Regions from separate parts of the Mus musculus genome. Here region 2 is linked to region 1. Evidence: chromatin loops called from intact Hi-C (ENCODE). Cell type or tissue: gastrocnemius. All regions are shown on one strand.

Region 1 (8,000 bases):
CACAATGGCACTGCCACCTCTGTCAATCTCTCTCTCTCCTTTCCTGTCTAAGGCCCTGGAAGATATAAGGAGAATCTGTACAACAGCTTTCTAAGTATCGGGGTGAAAGGTTCAGACTTCCAGATCTATTCTCACCCATGGGAAAACTGAAGGGAGGCGGGCAGTAGTGGCCACGCCTTTAATCCCAGCACTTGGGAGGCAGAGGCAGGCGGATTTCTGAGTTCGAGGTCAGCCTGGTCTACAAAGTGAGTTCTAGGACAGCCAGGGCTACACAGAGAAACCATGTCTCAACAAAACAAAACAAAACGAAAAGAAAGGAAAACTGAAGGGAGGAATACTAGGCCAATGCTGACTAATCCCAGAATGTAATGAATTCTTGGTGCTGCTATCTTTTTCTACTATATTTATTTCATATCTAGGTATTTTCCCACAAAGGGCCTGAGTTTCTTCTGGACTTCTTAGCAGGTTCTAGTCTTGGACTTAAGGCTATAGATCTGACACCCTGGGATAACCTTGGAAGTGGGTGTCAGGCCTGGCAGAATTAGAAGGAGGGAAAGCAGCTCTAGTCCCTCAAAGGACATTCAGAATGCACGGTGACTGCTTTCCTGTGCCTCCAACACCTGGAGCAGAGGTGACCCAGTCACCAAGGCCTATAAAGAGAGGAGGAGGCTTTTCTTTTTTTTTTTTTTTTTTTTTTTTTAAATTTATTTATTTATTATATGTAAGTACACTGTAGCTGTCCTCAGACACTCCAGAAGAGGGAGTCAGACCTCGTTAGGGATGGTTGTGAGCCACCATGTGGTTGCTGGGATTTGAACTCCTGACCTTTGGAAGAGCAGTCGGGTGCTCTTACCCACTGAGCCATCTCACCAGCCCCGGAGGAGGCTTTTCTACAGAGAATAGATACCTTTCTTCCTTTGCTTTGTGCTATCTTCACTGCTCTGTATGTCAGACTTGAAAGAGCAGCTCTGTCAACAGTAGCCACCTATCCTCAAACAATATTCACTATGACTGTCCTGCACTACATTGAGCAGCCAGTCCCATGGGTGGAACGACAGGTCTCAGTTCTAAAGCATCAACACTATCTTCTCTTCTTCCTCATCCCCCTGACAGGACAGGTTTTGGCACAGTTTCTTGATACCAACAGCCCTGAGGCACTTGGATGCAGGATGGGGCCTAGAAGGATTTTTTTCCAGACTGTCCTAGGGGAATATGAGGGCTTCTCACCCTGTCTGTGAGTAACAGACCATGACAGCCCCTGACAGTCTAAGGCAGATCAGGAAAAGGTTGGAAGCTAGAGGCAGATCCTGTGTTTCTCAAGGGCCTGAGGTTACTAAAAAAGAAGACAGTTCTAGGAGTGGAAGGAAGGTAAGGATGGGAGTCGGAAAGCGTGGTGAATTCTACTGGTATTGCCTTTTAACCCTCCAACCTATCTTGCCTCCACCCCAGTTTAGCCTCATAAAGCACAGATCAAAGAATTTTGAAGATTTTAAGACAGGAAAATTTTGAGAAATGCCACCTTTGGGAAACTGGTAGGAAATCCTTCCATTACCTTCATTCATCCTTCTCTCCCTGGCCCTAGCATATAGACAATAAAGGAAGTAAGGGAACAGGGTATAGATAGCTGGACTGGAAATGTATCCTTCTCGCCAGGAAAGCCATCACTGTAAGAGCCAGAGGGGACCTAAGACTCTAGAGCTACATGGATCCAGGAACACTCCTAGCTTTCTTGTAGGGCCTTGCATTTTACCACTGTTTTTATTGTAGTAGTGGGACAAGAGGTGTAAACTACCCCGGACACTTTAGCATAACAGTTTCCAATCATTTTTATTATAGCATGGAAACTTGTGATAAGATTTCCACTAGGAAAAATGTAGTTTTCCTTGGTAGATTTGCCTTTTGGTTAATAGTTGAGGTAGCTGAAGCATTTCTTTCCCTTAGACCTTAAAACATGGCAGAATTCTACAGAGAGGGCTGAAGGATAATTACCTCTGGAACAGGCCACACAAAGGGTATGGTTCCCCACTGTGTCTCTTATAAACTCTATCTGCTGACTTTCCTAAACTGCTCCAACAATCAGGAGCCAGCGACATGAGACTTCAGGCAGTGGAGGACAGAACACATTGCTTACACTTTTCATCTGACTTTCTTCTCTCCTTACCTACCTATTTTTTCTTGCCCAATGCTCCCAGGAACTCTCCAAATCCAGAACATAAAGCAACTTCAGAGCAGGATTCAATTTGTTCTTCCTCTCTGGGTCTGGCTTCCACATCTGTATAAGGAATGAGTCAGATAAGATGAGCTCCAAGTTCCCGTCTTTATAACATTAATGTTCTAAGATTCAGACCCAAATTCACCAGATCTCATTTGGGTGTCATTTTCCATGTAACTGCTATGGTACTTATTTCCTATCGAAATGTGTAGAAATGGCCCCCAACTCTACCCCTTTCAGATTTCCTCTACCACAGCCCCAGGTCCATGGTCCCTAGTTCTTACCCTTTTTCTTCAGGGACCTCAAAGTTTTACCCCACCCCCCTTCCATAGTGTTATACTCTCTGAGATCAACCCATCTAGTCAAAACTGCAGGAGCAAGAGCACAGCCTTACCTACAATTCTGGCTGCAAATTTAAGCTGCAAACCTGAGTAAATCAGCACAACTCCATCTCTTCTGGAGGTCCTGCCAGTTGGGGGGAAATCCTGGCACCTTTCCCCAATGCCTCCCCTTTTCTTCCACCTCGCTATTCTCCATGCCAGAACGCAAAGTGGCCAGTGATTGATGGGCCCGGATTCCTGGTAACCGCACCCAGTGGCCCAATCCTCCTCCCTTATCCAATCCCTCCCCTGTCCCTATTCAGAGATCAGATTGTCTCATGTTGGTCCCTGAGGTCCCATTAATTAAAAATACATCCAATTAAATGGCAGGTGAAAACGTGCTATTGGCGCACTACACCCCCCTGCCCCAGCTTGGTCTTTCCACCCCCACCCCCCTTTTAAGGCTCAGCTGTGCTTTGAGCTGAGGAAAAAAAAAAAAGATGTGGGGAGAGAGAGAGTAGAGGAAGATGTAGGGTAGGAATATGACATGGGGGTGTGCTTGAACCTCTGCCAGGGTAGCATGTGCCAGTCTGGGAGAGTGGCACCATGCCCTGGTGTCTAATTTTTTGAGGTGTGAGTAGGTTAAGTCAGCTAGGCACCACCTCCATTTCTCTTAAAGGGGCAGAGGGCAGTTAGATAGTGTGGCTAGCTGTTCTACCCTGCTTCTGAATTTGACAGGCAAGGAACAAAAGGAAAGGGCAGAGGGATCTCTGGAGTGGGTAAGATGTTCAGGAGGGAAAGGTCTGATTCGTCTTGGTATAATACCTACCTCTGCTATTCTCCAAACTAGGAAGATAAAGAGCAACTAGCTAGGACCCAGGTGGAAAGGCATAGGGACACTCTGGGGCTCAGCTATGCCTACTCATGCCTATAAGAAGGCTAAGAGAAAAATGGAGAGAGGAGGAAAGGAGCCATAATTTGGGTGGGAGCAGATAGGACAGATAGGATCAAATATACACAGATGTATGTTCATGTGGACACCATGCCCCTGAGCACCTTAAGCTCCAAGGGATCTGTCCTGTTGACTCTTTCTGTAAGCAAAACACAGCAGCAGTAGCACTTGCCATAGCCTGGCTGTCCACAGCGCTTCACAATCACTGATTGATCTTGCTTTCTTCCAATTTATGAAGTCCTAGCATTTTACCAGTTAAGACATCTGCCTCCAACCCAAGGTCCCCCTCAAGTGATACAAGTCTAACAGACACTGAGCACTGTCAGAAAAGGACTCACAAAGGAGTGACTAAGGGTAGCACTCAGAATCAGGCATGAGCGAGGGTGCCAACTCAGGGTTTCGGCCTGGCTGCCTTGGCAGCCTCAGCACCTCCTCACTTCACTTTAACGCTAATTGGAGATTTTAATCTGCACTGCTGCTCTGCTCGGGGTGCTGGGGGGAGCACCAGCTGTGCAGTAATTCCAGCAGCACCGACTGTTTAATCAAGCTGTCCTCCTGGGGAGGGGCCTTCAGGCATGGGGGAAGGAGGAAAAGGAAGAAGACCCTGTCATCTCCCTGAGCCTGTTCATTCTGACTGAGTATAAACTGTGGGGTCCTCAGTCCCACAGGATCCCAAGCCACTTGGCATGCCCAGCGAGTCATGACATGGCACAGAGTCCCCACCATGCTGTTTTCTGATACATTTTTTTTTTTGGCTCAGAGCTCTCTAGAGTCCTAGATGTGGTTTGCCCAAACAGACACAAAGATCTATTAAACTTGAATCCTGTAGGTTTGTGTTGGGGGTGGGGGTTGGCTGTCAGGGGGAGAGATGAGGTCACCCACTATTTTAGACTCCATTCTTTCCATACTTTCTCACAAAGACACTTTCCTTTGAATACTTGTAGAAAACCTTTTCCCTTGTGAAACCATTCAACCCCATCCTCCTGGACTGGAACTCAACATCTTGAAGGGATGAGGACAGTGGGTTAAACAGCTGGAGTCAGGCAAACCTTGAAGAAGACATAGCTCCTGGAACTTAAGTTCAGCTGGGTATCCACTCAATCACAGGCCCAAAAGACCAAGTATTTAGGCCTCAGGCCATTTTAAGGGAATTACAAGTGGTATCAGTTATTTTTTTGGCTTCTGGGCCAGGTTCTCTGGCTCTCTGGGAGTGTTTCTGATCATTCCCTGAAAAGAGCGCCCTCATCCATCTGTTTCCTAAGGGGCTTGGATTTTAATTGGCCAGCAGTGCCCTCGTGTGGTAGAAATCAGAACTGCAGTTGCCCCACTGGTCAGGTAACCTGACTGATAAGACAACTAAATAGCAGTTGTAACCTTTGCCATTAGGGAAGTTCATGGGCATGTAGTACCTGACTACATTCTGACATGTCCTGCTTTCTAACAACTCTGACACACATGCTTCTAGGAAACAGCACCTGACTAGTGTCTGGGTTTGATGGTTGTTTATGGGATGGATCCAGAGGCACTTATCTGGACCTGCTGCTTTGGCTGTCTGGGTTGCAGAGGTGAGAAGCACTGCCGAGAGAGAAGTCAGAAAGTCTAAAGGATAAGACAGGGTCACCGCTAGCATCCGGGAGGCAGGAAGATGCTCTAACCCTGACAACTCTCCATAGAGCCCAGAATAAAGCTGACATCATAGTTACAAGAGTAACATCTACTGGTAGACTATACCCTAGCTAGAGCTGTTCCTTTTCCATTCGCTGGGATATGTGGGTGTTAGGGACAGAGGCAAGATACTGGTCCTAAAGAACAGACACTAGATAAACACTCAAAAGAGCCAGGTATTCTTCCAGTTAAGCCTTCAAAATTTCAGCTTTCAAGAGGGAGGCTATGTGTTACTGGATCGTTCTTCACCATCATCACAGTCTGTTTACTACCTCCACTACCTGCTAAACAGGAGGGAAACGGTTCTAAACTACAGAAAAGGGATGGACACCTGATGGACACTAGAAGGGCATCCTAAATACTAGGACTTGGAAACTACTGAGAAGAAGAGCTGAGTCACAAACGCCTTCCATTTTTGGAGACACTGAACAAAAATATTCCTTGAGAAACTAGATGTAGAACCTAGAGTCCCAGTTCATATGAGAGGCAGGGAAAGGAAATAAACACGAGTGATAGAGACAGAGCTAGAGGCCACCCATCATCTGTGAAGTGAGTGAAACACCGTACCTACTCTCAGGTAGGGAAGGTGGAGATGCCGGCTCTGGGAATGACTGCAGAGCTGCAGGCCTCCACTTCTGGTGTCTCATGCAGTGTTTGGATAGGTGGACTTTTCCACTGAACCTAGAAAGAAGGCAGTGAAGTTCATTAGAGGCAAGAAGAGATAGCATTGTCCTATCTTGACTTAAAGAAATAGAAAACAGGGCTGGTGAGATGGCTCAGCGGATAAGAGCACCCAACTGCTCTTCTGAAGGTCCTGAGTTCAAGTCCCAGCAACCACATGGTGGCTCACAACCATCCTTAAGGAGATCTGACTGGTGTGTCTGAAGACAGCTGCAGTATACTTATATATAATAAATAAATAAATATTAAAAAAAAAAGAAATAGAAAACAAAACAAAAAACAGCTTTTGGGGGAAAAGTGTTTTGTATATGAAGGGGTATGGGTAAGGGAGATATTCACCCTAAAGGAGGTTGAAAGTAACTGAATAATAATGTCAGTACTCCCGTGTAGAGGCATATCTATCTGGTAACACAGGAATGAAGTAACTGCTACTGTTAGAGAGGGCTCACTCATTCTAGCTGGAGAGAGCTTGTTAACTACTAGGTAGGATACCAGAATAGGGCCAAATAAAAACTCAGGACACTTTTTTGGGGATTTCAGAGAAGAAACTGCCCTTGTCACAAGTGGGGTGCTACTCCATGTACAATCAGGCCAGTGGCTTCTGACTGGCTTTAAGTCCCTACCTGGCTTCAAGTATTGTGAATGAGATTGTTTGAGAGGCTCTGGATGCAAGGTAACTGATGGGTGTCTGGAGTTCTTCAAAGGCCATCCCTGCTGCTGCTATCTGCAAAGAAAAATAAGAAGCTACATTAGACACAGGACAAGCAACCAGTGCAAAGAGGGTATGTGGTCATGCATCGGAGATTACAATGTTGACAGCTACAGTAACAGTAACAGTATGATGGTTGCTTTTTCTCCAATTCTCTTAAACCTACATGCCCCCAAAGTGGCAAATGAATCTTAAGAATTCTTCCAGAAGAGCTGACTGTTCCAGATTCCTACCTCCAAAGACTAGTTCCCAGGATGATAAGTAAAAAACCATGGCCCTGATACTTAAGGTATATGTCAGAAAATTTAATAGAATACAAGCTGTGAAACACAGAAATACTATAGAGGCCAATGCATGTTATGGTTAATGCAAGATTCTAACTTGGAGGGGGTAACATAACTTTAGACCAGACCACCATCTTCAATTGGAGGTTCTCTTGTTCATCACAGCTTCTTTAAGGAGTTTAAAGTCAGAAAATGGCCTTAGTTATGAAACAGAAAGGTTTACAAGAGTAGATTAGTTGCAATTTGGGTAACTAGGTTTATTGTGCATTTCCTTTGCAGGAACAAAGTCTTTGCATGGAGATTAACCCCATATTCCTATATTCTTTCAACTATAATGCAGTGGACTGACCACAAATGATACACAATGGGATCTGTCTCCTTGTTATCCACGGACAGTATCAGTTGGTAGATCCCTAACACAGACCTTAACTATCTTCATGTTGCTCAGCATTTTGCTGCTTTCGTCAGCATTTTCCTTTTTGCTACTAACAGGTTCCCAATTTTTTATGTCCAGTAAAAGCAAGCATAAGGAGGTACAGCAGACCCAGCCCCAGGATGAGATGACTTATAGTATCTGTCCCATAGGCCAGCCCTGATAAGCTTATTTTTGGTTCTGACCACTGTGCAACACTTTTCCTTATGCACGGTCCAAGAACACCAAATAGCTTCCCCTAGCTCTACAAATAAGAGAAAGGCAGAAGGTGCCCACCAACTCTCCTGAGTCATGATTCCATATCCCATTCAGTGAAACTCCCTCTAGCCTTGCCTCAAGGTGCTCTCTCTCCATTTGGATTCTTCCGACATAAATTTATTATAATGACAAAGAACCTAAGCTGAGATTTGGTATGAATTTTTCACTTTGCCTCTGAGGAGGTTTTCCCTAGTATCAGTCCCTTAGTTTGGGGCCAAGGGTTCTTTGAAAATTTGGGGTAACTCTACGGGCATTAAGATCTTTGGCTATGACTACCACTTTCTTCCCAACAATTTAGTTATATTGTTAAAAATTATTTGTAAAATTTGCATGCCATTCTTTTTTCAAAATTACATTTATGTATATGTGTATGGGAGGGATGCCTGTGCCAGTGTTTGTGGAGGTCAAAGGACAACTTGCAGGTATTGGTTCTCTCCTTCCATTATGTGGGTTCTAGGGATAGATCTCAATTTGCTAGACTAGGCA
Region 2 (8,000 bases), 170 kb before region 1:
TGGCATGCAGGTGTACATGCAGCTGAGCACTCAGACAATAAAGTAAATAAATAAAAGTAAATAAATAAAAGTAAATCTAAAAAAAAAGTGATTAAGAAGACGAACCTAGTTTTTGGTCAGGTGGTGATGGTGCATGGCTTTAATTCCAACAGTCCAGAGGCTAAGGCAGGAAGATTTCTGTGAGTTCAAGGCCAGCCTGATCTACAGAGCAAGTTCCAGGATAGTCAAGGCTATACAAAGAAACCTTGTCTCAAAACAAACAAACAAAACTAAATAAATGAAGTAAAGCTTCATTTTTGTTGTTCCATGGCTTTGGGCTTAGTTTTTGTTTTTAAGGTTTATTTATTTGTATTTATGTGTATGTGTTTGCGTTTATTTACATTTATTCACATGTATTTGAGTTTAGCATGTTCTTGCCTGATGCCCAAGGGGTCCGGAAGAGGACATCAGAACTCCTGGAACTGGAGTTAGACATGTTTGTGAGCCACTATATGGATGCTGGGAACTGAACCCAGGTCCTTCCTTTGCTAGAGCAGCCAGTGCTCTTAACCACTGAGCCATTGCTCTGGCTCACTTTGGCCTTTCCAACATGACATCTTGGCGTCTTGATATGTAGCCCCAGCTGGTCTCAGACTCCCTATTTAACTGAAGCTGTTCACGTACTTGTGGCCATCTTCCTGCCTCTGCTGGGCTTATAAAATCTGTGCCATCATAAAATACCTTGGTGTGAAGAAGCCTGGGAGATGGCTCAGCTTGCTGCGAGCCTGAGGGCCTAAGTTCTCCTTTCAGGAACCACACAGTGAGGAGAGAACAGACTACCATAGTTGACCTCTGACCTCCACAAGAGCACCATGGTATTGGTGTTTCCACATCCAGAATGAATACTGTTTTTAATTTTAAAATGCTTTAATTGGAAAATGTACATTGACATCTAAACTACCAAGCATCAAATTCCAGTTTCTATTGAATCTTTTTCAAATATACACTACTATAAAGTCAAAACTTCAAGGTACTATTTGTATACAGATCCATGAGAGCACTGACAGCCCAAATGTAAACCTTTATGCTTTTACCAGTATCTTTTTGTTTGTTTGTTCTTTTGTGTTGTTGTTTTGTTTGTTTGTTTGTTTTTCCGAGACAGGGTTTCTCTGTGTAGCCCTGGCTGTTCTGGAACTCACTTTGTAGACCAGGCTGGCCTCGAACTCAGAAATCACCTGCCTCAGCCTCCCAAGTGCTGGGACTAAAGGCGTGTGCCACCATGCCCAGCCTTTCTTTTTCTTTTTAACTTAAGACAGTATCTCACCACATAACTCTGGCTGGCCTGGAACTCTCTTTGTAGACCAGGCAGACCTGCCTCTGTCCTGAGTGCTGGAAATGAAGGCGTAAGCCACCATGATCTGAGTTAGTAGCATCTTGACAAAGTTGCAAAGCCCATTTAATGAACAGATACAATCTTTGAGACAGTGCTTTGCTATTTTGCCCAGAAGGTCCCTGAATTCAGTCAATCCTCTTGCTGGGTCTCCCTAATAGCAGAGGTTACAGACATGTACCACAATACCCGATAAAAGATATTTTAACTAATGGCACCGTCACAATTTAATACTCACATACTAAAAGAGTAATTTAGCTCTTTGCTTCTCATGATGCACAAAAATAATTCTAAATAGGTCTTAAGGAGCTGGAGAGATGACTCAGTGGTCAAGAGCACTTGCTGCTCTTGCAGAGGACCCCAAGTTCAGTTCTCAATCACTAAACATCCAAAGGTTCACGACAGCCTGTAACTCCAGGGGCTCTAATGCCCTCTTCTGGACTCCACAGGCATCTGCATATGCATGCACATGCACAGATATAGACATACACATAAATAAGAATAACCACTAAAAAAATAGATCATAGCCAGGTGGTGATGGCACGTGCCGTTAGTTCCAGCACTCAAGAGGCAGAAGCAAAAGGATCTGTATGAGTTCAAGGCCAGCCTGGTCTACAGAATGGGTTCCAGGACAGCCATGCTATGTACAAAGACGATGTTTCAAAAACAAAACAAACAAACAAACAAAAGACTAAACAAACAAGAAAAATAGATCATAAACCTAAATATCAGAGCTGAAGAGATAAAATCACAATGAAACATCAAAAAGTTAAATAAATAACAATGGGAGAAAATTTGTAGCCTTGGGTTAGGCAAAAGATTATTTATTTGTTTGTGTGTTTGTTTGTAGTGTTTCCAGACAGGGTTTCTCTGTGTAGCCTACCTGTCCTGAAACTGACTGTAGATCAGGCTGGCCTGGAACTCAGAGAGCGGCCTGCCTCTGCTTCCCCAGTGTGGGGACTAAGGATTAAGGGCTTGTGTCTCCTCTGTCGGCTTGCAAAGGACTTTTTTTGTTTTGTTTTGTTTTTTGGTTTTTCAAGACAGGGTTTCTCTGTATAGCCCTGGCTGTCCTGGAACTCACTCTGTAGACCAGGCTGGCCTCGAACTCAGAAATCTGCCTGTCTCTGCCTCCCAAGTGCTGGGATTAAAGGTGTACACCACCAGGCCCGGCCTTGCAAAGGACTTTTAAAAGAAAAACATTTTAATTGCGTATATTCATTTAGTGTGTGTGTGCTGCAAATAGCAAGAGAAAATCTTTGTAAATACTTATTTCACTTGAGATATTGTATGTAGGATATATAGAGAACTCTTAGATGCCAATAATAAAAAGAAAGTAACCCAATTTAACTGGGCTATAAAATGGGCAAAGGTGGCACAGGCCTTTAATCCCAGCACATGGGAGGGAGAGGCAGGCAGATTTCTGAGTTCGAGGCCAGCTTGGTCTACAGAGTGAGTTCCAGGACAGCCAGGGCTATAGAGAAACCCTGTCTCAAAAAAAAAAAAAAAAAAAAAAAAAAAACCAACAGCAAAAATGTGACTACTTGAAAAGATGGCCTATTGCATTACCTAAAAGAATAACTATCATCAGGGCTGGAGAGATGGCTCAGTGGTTAAAAGCACTGATTGCTCTTCTGAAGGTCCTGAGTTCAAATCCTAGCAACCACATGGTGGCACTCAACCACCCATAATGAGATCTGACACCCTCTTCTGGGGTGTCTGAAGACAGCTACAGTGTACTTAGATATAATAATAAATAAATCTTTAGACTGGAGCAAGCGGGCCGACCAGAGTGAGCAGGGTCTACCGGAGTGAGAAGAGATCCTGAATTCAAATTCCCAGCAACCACATGATGGCTCACAACTATCAGTACAGCTGCAGTCTACTCATATATACATAAAATAAATAAATAAATTTAATCTAAAAAAAAAAAAGTAATATCATCAAAGAGACAGGCAACCAGTATTTGTGGTGGCTATGAAGAAACAACTCCTTGTGCCCTTTTGGTGGTGTAAAATGCTACAGCTGCTTAGAAAAAAAAAAACAAAAACAAAAAACAAAAACAAAAGCAGGTAGGCAATCCATAAAGAGTTAAATATAAATTTCTCGCAGCCCAGTAGTTTTAATTTTACTCTAAGGAACTTAAGAGAAATGGCAACACATCCATACAAAGGCATCTACAAGACATTTACTCAAAACAAACAACCCAAAGAAACCCAGATTAATGTTAATAGACAAATAATCTGTGCTTTTTCTATACAACAGAATGAAATAGTATTCATCAATAGAAAGGAACGCCTGGGACACAGCACTGGATGGAGGCTTGCTCTGATACAACAGAGCAAACGTCACATGCTGCAAGAGTCCATTTATGTGAAATGTCCAGAAAAGTTTAGAGAGCAGAGCAGCGATTGCTTGGGGCTGGAGTTGGAAGCTGCAAGCAAACAGGAAAGGCCTTCTTAGATCCATTGAAATATCCTATAACTAGATGGGATGACGTCAGAACTCAGCAAACACAGACCGACCCAACAATGAACAGTTTCAAGGGACACCAGAATGGGTGACTTGTTACGATACTGTAGTGGTGCTTCAGGGAAGGAAGAGACAGGGAGGACCCAGGCTGCAGTTCCAGAATTACAAACTGAGTTCAATGACACTAGCCCTCTAGCAAGAGGCAGGGATGAGGAGTGTGCATAAAGTGGGGGTCAGCACTTCAGAGTCAAAAGAACTAGAGTTCTGGGCTGATGAAGACGCTTGACCTGTAAGAGACAGACCTTTGAGACAGAATCTGATACTCTGAGTTCAATCCCTGGGACCCACATGATAAGATGGAGGAGGCCGAAAGTTGCTGTACTCTGACCTTCAAAAGCATGCTATGGCATGGCCCCCACCTCCAATACACACTCGTCCACAAATTAATAAATAAATGTAGTAAGTTTTAAAGATGCCCTCGCATGCATAAATTCACACTTATACACATATATACGTAATTAAAATATTCTTAAAAGTTAAAAAAAAAAGAACTCGAAAGAAAAGCAGTATGGTGTGGTTTCAAACGCTATCATCGTTCGAGAGGTAAATAGCAACACCAATCACAGACCATCAGCTACCTCGGCCGCCTGCCCCATTTTCTCTGTCTTTTGTAAATGGAAAATAGCTTTGTGATCACAGGCAGTTCGTTAGTAAGCAAATCCATGACTGTGAGCATTGGATGCCAATGAGCTCTCAGAACCCAGGATCAGTGCTGGTCCAGGATATTCGCTCTGCAGCTGGATCAAGATGTAGCAGTACCTGCTGACGGCAGAGGGCGCCCCGACGCAAAGCGAGGTCCGGACACGCCCACGGACACGCCCCCCACGTGACTTTGGCGTGGCGTCACACCCGGAAGCAGCCCTGCAGCGGAGCGGGCAGCAATGAGTGGGGAGCCAGCGCCGGTGTCCGTAGTGCCCCCTCCCGGGGAGGTGGAAGCAGGCAGTGGAGTCCACATCGTGGTGGAGTACTGGTAAGCCACTCGGGTTGAAAAGGAGCCTCTTGTGCTCGCCCGCAAGATGGGGGTGGATCCACGGGAGGCCCCACCCCCGGAACCCCAGCTCACTCCACGTCTCTTCTCCCCAGTAAACCCTGCGGCTTTGAGGCGACCTACCTGGAGCTGGCGAGCGCTGTGAAGGAGGAGTATCCGGGCATTGAGATTGAGTCGCGACTCGGGGGGACAGGTGAGGTCCGCAGAGCACCTGCTGAGTCAGTCCATGTGATAAAACTCCAGCTCTCCCTACATTCTAGAGCTGACATTGGCTGTTGTATATAAAGCCCCTAGTAGGGTCTGACACATAGCAAAAATGCCTACTGTGGGTTTGGAGTGAAGGAACTCTTAATGGCGTATTGGAAAGACGCACGGGTGAGGACTTTGGGGTTTGGGGCTGAATGGCTTCAGGATCGGTGTCTGCCGAGGCCATGAACAGTCTTGCTTGGACTCGAGGTGGTGCCAAGGACCTCCCTGAACTTCTGCCTGTTGTTCTTAGTTCGTTCTTGCATTTATTTCCTACCAGGGGCCTTCGAGATTGAGATCAATGGACAGCTGGTGTTCTCCAAGCTGGAGAATGGAGGGTTTCCTTATGAGAAAGACGTGAGTATTTAATGTACCTCGGGAGGGTGGCTGAGACGAGACACACCCTCCTCTCCTGTGCATGACACTCGCCCATGTCTCTGTCCGCTAGCTCATGGAAGCCATCCGAAGAGCCAGCAATGGAGAACCTGTAGAAAAGATCACCAACAGCCGGCCTCCCTGTGTCATCCTGTGACTAAGAAATGATTCTTGGAAGCTTGGTTCTGGGGTTTAAACCTTTCCTTGTGGTTACGCTAGGAATCCCTCTACCTTTAGCCCCTCACTTGGCCCTAGGTAACTAAGACCCTGACTTCACTTTGCCTCTTAGGGCACAAGGAGGGACTAGACATTTCTGTGGCCAAAGGCAGAAAAGAGATGTTCTCTGTGAACATCACCATCGCTCTCCCGGGATCTGTGCCCTCTGCAGTTTGGTCCTCTCCCCAGCGTGGCAATACCTTTCAGATGCCACGGTTGCTATAACTTATTTTCCCTGAATCCTGGGCAGTGTCGGCTCTTGGCAATAAAGAGTAATTACAAATGCTTGTGTCAACTGGCGTGTGTTTATGTCCAGCCTGTGCGGGGGGCACACAGGTCAGTCTGGCCCTGCTAACACCTAGTGGGTGGGACTAACACCTAGTGGGTGGGGTTTTCCTGGATGGATACTTCTTTCTAAGGCAAGGAAAACAAGTCACATGGCAATGCTCTCCACAAGCTCCCCTCTCCCACTGGGAGGACAGGACTTCATTCTGGGGGTAGCCTTGGAATGAGTGTGTCCAACGGAGTATTCTGGGGGTAGCCTTGGTATGAGTGTGTCCAACGGAGAATGACCCTGTTGCCAAAGGGCCTTCAGAAGGAATCCTAACTCCCCAGTCCCTCAAGCCCAAAGCCAAATTGTCTCAAACTTTTGGAAGATCTCTACACACTCACTCCAGGAGGAGCTGTGTGTCAGATGAGCAATACGGTTTGACCCGGCCCGGGACCACTCTCAGACATAGGCTGGGGTCCAGTTATTTTACAAATCTCATTGCAAATGGAGAAAGGGGACAGCACCCCCCGACTTTCATATAACACCCACTCTCCCACTGTATCCTTATTTCATCTTTAAAAAAAAAACAAAAAACAAAAGTAAAAACAGAACAAAATAAACTCTGTACAAAGACCAGTCTGGGTGCAAGTGCTGTCCCCCTCTTGGGATGCACGTGCCTCAGTCCTAGTGGGGTGTCCTGCTCCCAGGATATTCACCTGGGGCCTCCTCCCTTGCAGGCTGAGCTTCCCTCAGTCTTCAGAACCAAGAGAGCCAGGCCAGGTAAGGAATACCCACTGGACCCTACAGTCTGTCAGGGCAGTCAGGGTCTGTAATCCTCTGGGGCTGAACAGTGTGCTGTCTCTTCCGGCCAGGCGGGGCCCTCTTAACCACTCAGGATTGAAGCATCGAGCGAGGTTCCTCAGGGCACGTTCCTGGCATAGCCGGCTGCCCTGGATGTCATGTGGCCAGAGGACCTTCTCCCTGCTTTGTGGCGGGCGATGGAGACCACAAGTTAGGCCTTCCTTCCCCACTCTGAAGACAGAGGATGTCTGCACATGTGACCTCATACTGGCACATCCAGGCCTAGGTACTCAGGGTTCTCTGCAGTGGGGGTCCCTTCAAAGGTACTTGGTGGAGGACCCTGCTCCGATGAGTTCTGGTCCCAGTAATAGAGGTTGTCAAAGGCTGGGCTGAAGGCAGGAGAAGGGTGGGGCTGAGAGGCAGTGCCTGCTCTGGGTGCTAAGTATTCAGGGTTCTCCACAGCACCCCCAAAGGCAAAAACGTCTTTGACAACCCCATTTTTCCCAGGAGAGAGAGTCTTGGGTCTTTCTAGAGTAGCACCAGCAGGTCGGATGGGAGGCGGAGGACCCTCTGGGGTCAAGGGAGACTGAGGCCGAACCTCTGGCTGGTTCACATACTCTGAGGAGAGAAGAGATGTTGTTAGGGAAAGGGTCCAAGATATTCCTGCCCCATCATTGCCCCTCAGTGGGTGTAGCCTGAGGGTTCTCAACTCCCCTCTCCTCCCAATCTCTCGGGCCTGGATTTCATACCGGGCTGGGGGCTGCAGGCCAGGGGAGCAACGTAGCCATCAGTCTCGGGGGGCAGAGGTAATGTGGGATCCTCACTGTACCGCTGTAGAGGGCTGAGGTCATGTGGAGAGAGGCTCTGCAGTCCTTTGGTTACCCCCACTGCCAGGTCACCATCAAACACATCGGAGCCAGCCCCTTCGGAGGGAGCCAGTGGAGATCTGGGGGGCTCTTCTTCCGAGGGCTCCAGGCCCAGTGTCAGCTCACCACCGCCACTCTGGGGTAAGAGAAGGTCATGATGGGAGCTACTCAAAAGTCTGCGAGGGGAACAACGGGGTCCCAGGAGAGAAACACAGGTCACGATGGTGGCAGTGATGGAGAGAGTGGGGCCCCAAGGGTTGGAAAGCAGCCATGGTAATGGAATCTTCAGGAAAGGTGAGGGTGGGGGAGCTCAAAGGGCAGGACCATCCCTATTCCGAG

What was found. A loop is a pair of places that touch in the nucleus more often than their neighbours do. Peaks named below come from ENCODE experiments on the same cell type or tissue, not always from the same donor. Only the 100,000 strongest peaks of a DNase experiment are listed, where the experiment ranks them.
Region 2: a loop joins it to region 1, with 2.5 times the contacts of the local background. A loop is called at or near these places in 5 of 42 quality-filtered maps.

The regions. Positions count from the first base shown.
Region 1 is chr11:98,262,024-98,270,023 of GRCm38, reverse strand. Mir5119 (microRNA 5119) reads right to left here and starts at 7,418; the gene lies at 7,362-7,418. It also overlaps a transcript of Cdk12 not described here. In gastrocnemius, no CTCF peak of the experiment used is centred here; DNase peaks (open chromatin) are centred at 2,735, 3,123, 3,963 and 4,779; H3K27ac peaks cover 206 bases.
Region 2 is chr11:98,435,726-98,443,725 of GRCm38, reverse strand. Erbb2 (erb-b2 receptor tyrosine kinase 2) reads right to left here. Exons shown (of 27, transcript NM_001003817.1): 26 at 7,545-7,797; 27 at 6,010-7,413. The coding sequence ends at 7,058. Mien1 (migration and invasion enhancer 1) reads left to right here and starts at 4,738. Exons shown (of 4, transcript NM_025559.2): 1 at 4,738-4,868; 2 at 4,982-5,079; 3 at 5,413-5,489; 4 at 5,581-6,018. The coding sequence starts at 4,780. The coding sequence ends at 5,664. In gastrocnemius, a CTCF peak has its summit at 4,676 (motif pointing right); a DNase peak (open chromatin) is centred at 4,723; H3K4me3 peaks cover 1,247 bases; H3K27ac peaks cover 1,074 bases.